Linked DNA regions of Mus musculus: region 2 is linked to region 1. The links are chromatin contacts, found by Hi-C in ENCODE. All regions are on one chromosome and are shown on one strand. Each heading gives the region's core, a stretch centred on a gene start or an enhancer-like site at or near the end of the contact. The rest is flanking DNA. Distances are from core to core; before and after follow the strand shown.

Region 1 (4,974 bases), core at 1,147-3,646:
AAGATCACATGATTCTCCTTAGTTAGCTTGTTGACGCATTGATAGATTCAACTATTCAGCCCCTTACATGCCCAGAGTGGCTCTCCCTTGATCTCTGTGTATAGTCTGTTTGTTTGTTGTTTTAATCCCTTTTGATGTTACTTGTTGAGTAACTTTTAGTCTATTCTCATGAGAGATGTTAGTCTATAATGTTCTGGGGCTCAGGTTTTGTTTGTTTGGTTTCTGTTTGATTTGGGAGTCAAGCAAATATTGTCCTCATGAGTTGGAAACTCTTCCTTTCTGTAAAGGAAATTGTATTAAAGCCTTATTGGTCTTTACTTGTTAGGATTTAACTGTTAGGGTCTAAGAAACCCATCTGGTAATGGAATATCTTTTAAATGACAAATCCAACCTCTTCAGTGGTCACAGGTTCCATGGGTTAGCAGAGGTGAATTCTGGCCATTTGTGTTCTTCAAGATAATGATCTTCTAGGCTGACAAGTTTATGTATTGAAAAATGTTCATACTGTCCCTTATGTCTCTCTGTGGTACTACAGGCCTTGAGTATTGGTGACGATGGGTCCTGCCTCAATAGAGAGGCTAGGCACTTCCTTCTCCAGCAGCCACCCTACGGGAGGCCATTGAAACCTTTTTTATGTAAGAGAACATTAATGTTCTTAGGAGATAGATTGGTTTCCAATATGATGAAATTTCTAAAGGCTCAAGATTCTTAGATTAGTTCTGTTCAAAGCCTTAAGTTCCTGTCCTCATCAACCCAGATCTTTGCCTTACCTAAAGACCTTCACATAGCCCTTTCCCAGCGCTAAGCAGTAATTGATGCACAGGTGGGCCAGCTTCAGTTGGGATCCACAGCACCTACATAAAGTGGTGTTGGCAGACCACCTTGTCTGTAATTCCAGTCCCCAGGAAAAGTGAGCCAAGCAGCCAGTCTAGTTGAACTGAGAGCTCTAGGTTCAACCGAGGAACCCCTGCCTCAGTATACAAGGCGGGAAGATCAAGGAAGATGCACTGTATCTGCATCTGGTCCCCACATTTATGCATACACATGCACATTCAAACAGGCACCCACACTACACACACTTACATATGAAAAACAAGATACCTTTAGTCTGGTATCTGATTTGCTATCCTCTGAATGTGGGCTTCAGCCATATCTTTTAGCTCATGAGAAAATTATTTTTTAAGGGTCACCATAGAAATTCTCTCACTGTGTCTTGAACTGGGGCTGGAAGACATTAAGCATATCTGAGTTTTGGTTAGTTAGTTTGGTTGGTCTTTAATTCTGTTCAGTCAGAACTGGCTCTCTCACCCCACAGACTTCCATGATGCTGTGGCTTTTGAGTGTTCCAACTGCTCGCTCTCCCAGAGCCTTGCCACTCTCTGTCACTCCATCTGACATTTTGAGTGCACATGATGAGCAGTGCAGCTTCAAGGGAGAAAGGCAGAGTTAGGATTCAGTGCTGAGCAGTCAGCACAGGCCGTCCTGGGAAAACAGCAAAGCACTCTCCCCACACCAGACGTCGGCTCTCTGGGTGGGAAGAGGAGCCTCTACGAGCCTGTGCTGTCCAAAGCACATGAGGATCCCCAGGGAACTCGTGACTCACCAGGCAAAGGTGCCCAAGCAGGAGAAGAGCATCTCCATTATGTAAGACCTTGGAGTCACATAAGCCTTCTGAAATTATTCTGTGAGCGCTCTGTGCGAATGCGTGAGGATGGATTCCTTCAGATGGTAGGGAGGACTCACGCTCTGCAGCCTGTGTGTTTTATAGCTAAATTGGTGGTGCTTTTTCTTTTTATGTTGTTGTTGTTGTTGTTTTCGTTTTGAGACAGGGTCTGACTCTGTACCTCAGGCTGCCCTGGAACCCATAGCAATCCTCCTGCCTCAGCCTCCAGGTAATGGAAATATAGATGTGAAAAAATATACTTAGCTGAGACTTTTATAATGTATTTCATGTTCTTTGATTGCCCTTTAGAAGATGAAAAAGCTTAGCTGTTAACAGGTATGGTTGTCATCCAAACCCTCTAACAGAAGGGGCACACATGCACACACACGCCTTACCTGCAGCCTGGGCTTAGATTGAAAACGGCACCTTACATTTCTACAATGCAATCTGCTATTCATGCCTAGTCACTTGTTCTAACAAAGAATGAAGTGTCTCCAGTGGGGAAGAACCAGACGCTGCACTCCTGAGCTAACAGTGTTCCTCTCTCCCTCTGTCTCTCCCCACCCCCAGGAGGACAAGTATTGGCTTCGTGGCTTACTGCTGCTCCACCCAGTGTCTGCGGACTTTTAACCTGCTGTGTTGATAAACACTCGAGAGCCTTAGGAGCACTGCCAGCTCAGCCACTGCGACTGCCTTCCATCGCCAGTGTGTGCGGCCAGGCCAGGAGAGTCCAGCCAGGCAGGACAGACCCTTCCATCCTGCCTGCCCTGTCCTGAGGAGGGCCGTGCTGAACTCTGGGAATGTCCTGATTGGGCTTCACAACTAAAAGGCCTTCGCTTTTCCCTCAAGTCGGAATACATCCTCCCCCAAATGAAGGACGTGTTGTCTTCTGTGTTTTTCTTTGTATGTGAGTGTGTCTCATATATAAACTTAGTCAAATGAGCTTCCCCACATCTAATTTAAAGCGAGCTGCAGTTCCCTGAAGAACTCTTAATTTGATAATAGAACCAAATTAACTGTTGGATGACATACGTTTGGTGATGATCCTGCCTTCCCCCAGAGGATGATTTCCCCTGGAGATTATTCTTAGGAGCTTCTCCATTGGAAACTTGTCACTTTCTAGAGTCTCTGCAACGCCTATGGCCTCAGCAGCCAGCATAGCAGGGCAGGGTGCCCGGGCTGGAGCAGCTAGGCTCCTGCAGAGGCACAGCTGGCTCCAGAGCACACGCCCTCTGGAAACTTCCTGTCTTATTTCTAAGTTTTGCAACCTAGGAAGACATTTTTTGAGAGGGATTTAAAAACAAAAATGTAGACACAAATTAAATATACTTTTGTTCTAAACTACTATAGAAAAAGAAGTTTTGAATTTTTTTTTTTTTTTTTTTGCTAAGATTTTCCTATAATTGGGAAGTTTGAGGCATCTGATGCTCTGCTGTGGATGGGGCTTAGTGGTATTTACCCGGTACATGAAATTGCCTTCATTTTCCTCTGACTTCTCCCTAGGGAAACAGAAGGAATGAACGGGTCCACATCCCACCTTTGCAAAAATCCCATGAGCTTTCCCTTGCCAGAGAGATGAGCTCTCTGGGGGGACAGCTGATTGGCTCTTCCTCTGAAAGGATGCCACCATAATCTGTTTTACTTTCAGGTGTTCGTTGGGCTGCTTTGGGGGGGGGGTAAAAGTTCTCTGTTTACTGGTATGATTTATGTAAGACAAGACTGAAAGGGGAATCAAGAAGGCTTGCTTGGTGGGAAAGCTATTTCCCAAAACTTTGGTTGGTGACATTTTGTTAGCCAGCCTGACTGTAATTCTAGGCTCTAACAGTGCCAAAAATCCTACATAGTTACTGACAAGTGTGTGATCTCTTTGCAGTCACACCACCTGCTGCCTGAAAAGCAGACTCTTCCAAGTAATGGCAGAGGCAGAAAGCGGCCATGCATGCCATGTGTGGCCACTGTCCCTACTTCCTCCCGTCCCTTTCACAACTTGCTCTGTTCAGCCTTAATATTTCAAAGGCCTACAGTATAATAGGAGCTGAGCGTCTGGATCAAGTGTATCTCTTCTTTCATCCTTTCGGAAGAATGGAAGTTTCAGCACAACCCCGACATGTATATAAGCTGAAGGCAGGAAAATGTGGCCTGACACTTCACATCCGTGCTTGACTTAATTGAACGACAGGGAAACACAGGGCTGCATCTGTGTTTTGCCCTCGACCATCTTATGTCTTAAGTGGAGCTATGAAATGTCACCCTGATACTCAGGAATTCTCATTGAGAGAAGGTGTGGGATACTTTTGTTCTAACTTGTTTAAATTCTTAATAAAGGTGTTTACACTCCAGGTGTCTTCTCTCCTCCTGTTACTGCAGTGTACTGAACCACAGCAGGGCCTGGACACACAACCTCTAGGCTGTCACTCTCAACCTTAGGGTACAGTATCTGGACTTAATTGATGAGAAGTAGAACTTACAAGGTGGTTTCTCTGGTGCTGTTCCTCATGGAGACCTTGTGCTGGACTCCCTGACATCATCATTAATCTTTTGCTATTATAAAAAGCTGCTATCAACCGAGGGGATCCTGCCTGTATGCTGTGTACTCCAGTTGTGTCTAAAGCTTTGGGAAAAAAGCAAGACTTATTTTGTATCTTCTTTCCTCCCTCTCCCTCGTTCCCTCCCTCCCTCTGTCCTTCTCTCCCTCTTCCCCCTTCCTTCTTCTCCCTCCCTTTCCTGGAGATACTGCATGCTGAGTAAGTACCCTATTGCTGAGCTATACCTCCAGCCCTATATGTTGTTTCTTCTGATCAGATAGACAGATATTTCATACAATAATAATAATATAATAAGGCTGCTTGGAAAATGTAATCTGTTTAGGTAAGTTTTCATCTTCATCCCATGTGTGGTTGATTAATGCTAAGTTAAAAGCTAAGCTAGCCTTTGAGGACAGGTCTTTCTATGATGTATAATCGAACCAAAGAGGCCTTTTTAGTTGATTCTCCACTGATGCTTTTCAGTATAATTGTTACCATAGCAAAAAAAAGTCCTGATTACATTAACATTGTGCAAGTGAAAAATTCTGTATTTTCAACTAGTATATATGTGTAATAGATATACATATTGCATATGTGTAATTTAAATGTTGACAGTTTTATGCATTTATATAGTAACTTTTAGTTGTTGAGGAGTTTCAACTCTGACTGGCAGAGCAGAGTGGTGAACTGGGCTTGCTCTCTGGTCCTCTTCTTGAACCACTTTTGGTCATGAACACTCACGACAGCCTTTCACAGACAACTCACCGACTGACTGACAAGCATCTC
Region 2 (4,974 bases), core at 1,295-3,794, about 59 Mb before region 1:
AAGATGACTCGACAGGCCATGTCCCAGGTCAGGGAGAACATGACGGGCATGAAATGAGATACAAAGGGTTTGTGGCGGCCACCTTCCTCCTTGCTGAGGATATAAACCTAGAGGAGAGAAGCAGTAAGGATGGAATGGCTTAGCTACAAGTCCTGCTTCTAAGCAAGGGAAACCACTCAGCACTGGAGCCCTCACCTGGGCCTCCACCTTCTGGTGGGGTTGGATGGAGCCTGGCTTGACCATGACCAAGCCACGCCTCAAATCTTCGCGCTTTAAGCCTCGGACCAGAGCACCCAGGTTATCCCCTGCCTCAGCCCTCTCCAGGCTCTTGTGGAACATCTCAATGCCTACAAGGAAGAAGACAGGAGAGAAGAGGGTCTGAGGCAGAATGAAGGTATAAGAGCTACATGGGAAGGGACCATTCTGACCACGTCCTTGGATCTGAAATCTTCTCATACCTGTCACCACAGTGCGGATGTTCTTGTTATGTCCCAGCAACTCACACTCATCTCCTTTCTTCAAAATGCCACGCTCTAATGTACCTGTCACCACTGTGCCCCGGCCTGGAAAGAAACAGGATGGGTTATTGGTCACCCAGGGTCAGATGACCCCTATGAGGAGTGGTGTACGTGAGCACGGGCCTCACCAGGAATAGAGTAGACTGACTCTACAGGGAGCAGGAAGGGCTTGTCCAGGTCCCGGGTGGGCACTGGGATGTAGGTGTCCACAGCATCCAGGAGCTTCTGCACTGACTTCACGCCTAGCTCAGGGTCACGTTGCTGTTGGAGACATGACAAGACCTTGAAACTTCTGTTCCTATCACAGGATGCTAAGTTTCCAGGTACAGAGCAAAGCTCTACCCCGTCCTCTACCAACAGGAGCCTGTGCTGTGCTCACCTCAAGGGCACAGAGAGCCGAGCCTACGATGACTGGAGTTTCCTCTCCTTTATAGCCAAACTCGGTGAGCAGCTCCCGGATCTCCAGCTCGACTAACTCCACCATCTCTGAGTCCTGGACAGCGTCTGCCTTGTTCACGTACACCACAACATGTTCTACCCCAATCTGCAGGCAAGACAAGAGACTGAGCAACTCTCCTGAGCCATCTGACGTCTCACGGATGTCCATCCCACTCAGACCCCAGTACCTGTTTAGCTAGCAGTAAGTGCTCTCGGGTCTGGGGCATGGGGCCATCATTAGCTGCCACCACCAGGATACAGCCATCCAGGGGGGCAGTGCCTGTGATCATATTCTGGGTGGAAGAGGAAGAAGGTCAGCTTAGTTCAGGGACCTCTTCAACATGCATCCTCTAATGAGAAGTAGCTGTGAAGATCTCCATCTCTCTGCCATGTCTTCACCACCCACAGCCACAAATCCTTGTTCTTATATTCAAACACCGCCACTATTTTATAACCTCCCCCCCTCACACCTCCACTGAACGGAAGCAGGTGCTGGCTGTCCCCAGCAACCCTCACCTTAACATAATCTGCATGACCAGGACAGTCTGTGTGGGCATAGTGTCGGGCAGCAGTGCTATACTCCACATGGGCTGCATTGATGGTGATGCCCCGAGCTCGCTCCTCTGGGGCATTGTCTATCTCCTCGTACTTCTTGAACTTAGCTCCACCTCCCTCGGCTAGAACTACCGGAGGAAGAGAACACACCTCTCAACTCAGGGTCAGAGCTACAGACAAGGCTCGGGGCACACGCCTGAACCCCTCATACAGAAACAATCTGGAAGGATAAATCTCTGTTAAATCTCAATTCTAGGAAATCTCAAATGTAATTCTAGGAAAGATAACTTTGTAAGACAGTGAGAGAATTTCCTAAGGTGTGTGCTCATCACAGACGCTTCCAATTCTTCGCTGACAGCATCTCTTTACAGACCACTCTACACTGGATGGAAACCATTCACAGTTTTCATTTTATGCCTCACAGAGCTCTTCCTGTACAGGGAAACCTGTCTCCTGCATCTTCCCACCAGCCTTCGTCCCAAGTGTCTCTTGGAGCCATGCTAAAGTTCAGCGGACTACAAGACACCCACCCTACGCTCTAGTTCTGACTCTTCCAGCTGACAGGACATTGCCCGACGCCTCCAACCCAACCCAACCCTACTCACTTTTCGTGATGGCTGCAGTCAGGGTGGTCTTGCCATGGTCCACATGTCCGATGGTACCCACATTCACATGGGGCTTGTCGCGTACATAAGTCTTCTTGGCCTCCACAGCTAGGCCGCGACACAAGAAGGGTGATGCGGGAGCCTTCAGCGGCCGCAGCCGACCTTGCAGAAATGGGGTCGGGCTGGCGCAGAGACCTGCGGGGAAAGGCACTTGGGAGTCAGGGATCCGAACCCAGCTACCCTCCGCGCCCCTCGCAACTCCGGGCTGCCTGCGTCCAACCCGCCCCCTCACCGCTGAAGCGGGGCGTCGCTCGCAATAGAGTGGCTGCCGCCATTGTGGTAGTACTCGGTGACCGGGACCGGGAACTAGGCACCCGGGGCCCGCGCGTGCAGGGAAGGACGGGCACTTGGGACTGCAGATCACTTCCGGCGGAAATGAGGGTCCGGACAGCGAGTTTAGGAGCCTCTAGCAGACAGTTTCTATGGCCACGGCCACTGATATCCGGGCATGGAGCGGAAGAGGGGGTTTCTGGTGTCTCGCGGGGGACGATGGGGAATTTCCACAGTTCAGCCTGAGGGGGCCGCTTTAGGAGGAAAATGCGGAGCGCCCCATAATGCACGAGCGCCCCCGAAGGCTTATGGGTGTTGTGGTTTCCAGGGCAGCGGGCTTGGGTCAGTTTGTGACAGGCTTTAGCTTCGCCTGGGTTCGGTCCAGAGAGAAGATCTCCCAGCCTGTAAGAGGCAAAATTAACGAGAGTCAGGGATGGAGTCCCGGGAGTTCCAGTCCTTGGCCATTAAATAACTGCCCCCATATCTCTTGCAGGGATCCTGTGCTTTCTAACATTTTGAAGTCAAACCCTCCTCCCCCAATAGTCCTTTGGACGCTTGACAAGCAGTTTTCTTTCCTTTTTCTTCCTTCTTCCCCACTACCTTCCGAGACAGGGTCTCCTTGGCTGGCCTATGTAGACCAGGCTGGTCTTCCAGCTCTAGAGAAATCTCCTGTCTCAGTGCTGGGATTAAAGGAAGTTTTTTTTTTACTGTTAGTTGAATCTTTTGTATACCCAGCAAATGTTTGTTCCCTAATGAATAAGTGGTTTTTGTTTTTGTTTTTTTTTAAGATTTATTTATTCTATGTAAGTACACTGTAGCTGTCTTCAGACACACCAGAAGAGGACATCAGATCTCATTACGGATGGTTGTGAGCCACCATGTGGTTGCTGGGATTTGAACTCAGGACCTTTGGGAGAGCAGTCAGTGCTCTAAACCACAGAGCCATCTCTCCAGCCCCCTAATGAATAAGTGTAAGTATAGTAATGACTTTTAACTGTCACATTCATCTTTTCGCACAGCTTCTTCAACTCTCACAAATAATAGAAGCTTCTTAACTCTGTCTTTCTTTCTGAAATTTACCCTATCAGCTTAATTGACAGTATCTTTTCCAAATGCTGTAGATTCCCTCATTCCATCCCTAGAGAGATGTCTAGGCACAAGCAAGCTACATCACATCTCTTCTAAAAATCAAGTGGAAGGAGATACAGGTACACACTTGTGACCCCAGCACTTAAGACACTGCAGCAGGAAGTCCAGTCCTAAGGCCTGAGCACAGATTGAAACTCTGAAAAGGTAAAGATAAAGGACAATAGAGTGTTACTGGAATCTTGTGCTAGACTCCCCTCAGTCTTTGTGATTTTTTTTTTTTTTTTTTTATCTAACGAATCCAGGCTGGGCAGTGGTGGCACAGGCCTTTTTAATCCTAGCACTTGGGAGGCAGAGGCAGGAGGATTTCTGAGTTCGAGGCCACCCTGGTCTACAAAGTGAGTTCCAGGACAGCCAGGGCTACACAGAGAAACCCTGCCTCGAAAAAAACCAAAAACCAAAACCAAAAAAAAAAAGGGGGGGGAGAGAAGAAATGAGGCAGTTTTACAGGGAGCAGGTTGTAGAAAGAGACCAAGCTAGACACAGTGAAGACAGAAGGAGCCAGAGAGTGAGAAGGAGCCAGAAGTCCAGAACAGATTGCCAGAGTGTTAGTTTGAGGCCAAGCAGAACAATTCAGGAGAAACTGAGAAAAGCCAGAGTGAATCAGTCAGCTTGATGAGGAGTCTGAGCCAGAACTGTTAAGTTGAACTAGCCAGCCAGACTTCAGAGAGAGCTATGAAGAGGTGAGTTTATTCATCAGTAAGTAAGCCTCAGAGGTTGAAGGCACTAGGCCTAGATAAGACTGTACAGAGGCTAGACACTTCCAGGACTAGGTTTAAACCCAGCGTGGGGGCAGCATGGAATCCCAGCACTCGGGGTCAAGGTTCAAGGTCATCCTCCACCTCTTGGGTTTTTTTTTTAATTTATCTATTTTTATTTATATGAGTCCACTGTAGCTGTCTTCAGACACACACCAGAAGAGTGCATTGGATTCCATTACAGATGGTTATGAGCCACCATGTGGTTGCTGGAATTGAACTCAGGACCTCTGGAAGAGCAGTCAGTGCTCTTAACCTCTGAGCCATCTCTCCAGCCCATCCTCCATATCTTGTAAAGCAAAGACCAGTTTAGAATATGAGACCCTGCCTCAAAAAAATTCCAAGGAAACTGGGTAGTCATGGCGCACGCCTTTAATCCCAGCACTTGGGAGGCAGAGGCAGGCGGATTTCTGAGTTCGAGGCCAGCCTGGTCTACAGAGTGAGTTCCAGGACAGCCAGGGCTACACAGAGAAACCCTCTTTTGAAAAACAAAACAAAACAAAAACCCAAACAACTAAAAAAGATGCAAGGAAGGAACACACAAAACAGAGTCTGGTTTGTCAGTGTCTCAGATTGCCTGAGTCTTATATCTGCAGCTTTAATACTAAATAGAACTCTAGACCT

The links. A loop is a pair of places that touch in the nucleus more often than their neighbours do.
Region 2: a loop to region 1 is called in a map of T-helper 17 cell, with 190 times the contacts of the local background. The contact joins the promoter of Tufm here to the enhancer-like site in region 1. A Hi-C loop is called at or near these places in 5 of 37 maps with a recorded cell type or tissue (T-helper 1 cell, T-helper 17 cell, T-helper 2 cell and 1 more).

What each region holds. Positions count from the first base shown.
Region 1 is chr7:67,512,438-67,517,411 of GRCm38, reverse strand. Lrrc28 (leucine rich repeat containing 28) reads left to right here. Exons shown (of 10, transcript NM_175124.5): 10 at 2,234-4,002. The coding sequence ends at 2,306. Among named protein-coding and RNA genes, the nearest start is that of Gm34079, 5.9 kb to the left of the region's middle. Within about 2 kb of position 2,396, at least 1 of the 3 ENCODE cell types and tissues checked has a DNase peak (open chromatin) inside an H3K27ac peak, as active enhancers do.
Region 2 is chr7:126,484,925-126,489,898 of GRCm38, reverse strand. It overlaps Tufm (Tu translation elongation factor, mitochondrial), which reads right to left and starts at 2,544. Exons shown (of 10, transcript NM_172745.3): 1 at 2,409-2,544; 2 at 2,117-2,311; 3 at 1,473-1,639; 4 at 1,145-1,249; 5 at 898-1,062; 6 at 647-779; 7 at 459-563; 8 at 196-347; 9 at 1-107. The coding sequence starts at 2,451. Gm46001 (a long non-coding RNA gene) reads left to right here and starts at 3,385. Exons shown (of 3, transcript XR_001778288.1): 1 at 3,385-3,417; 2 at 3,568-3,739.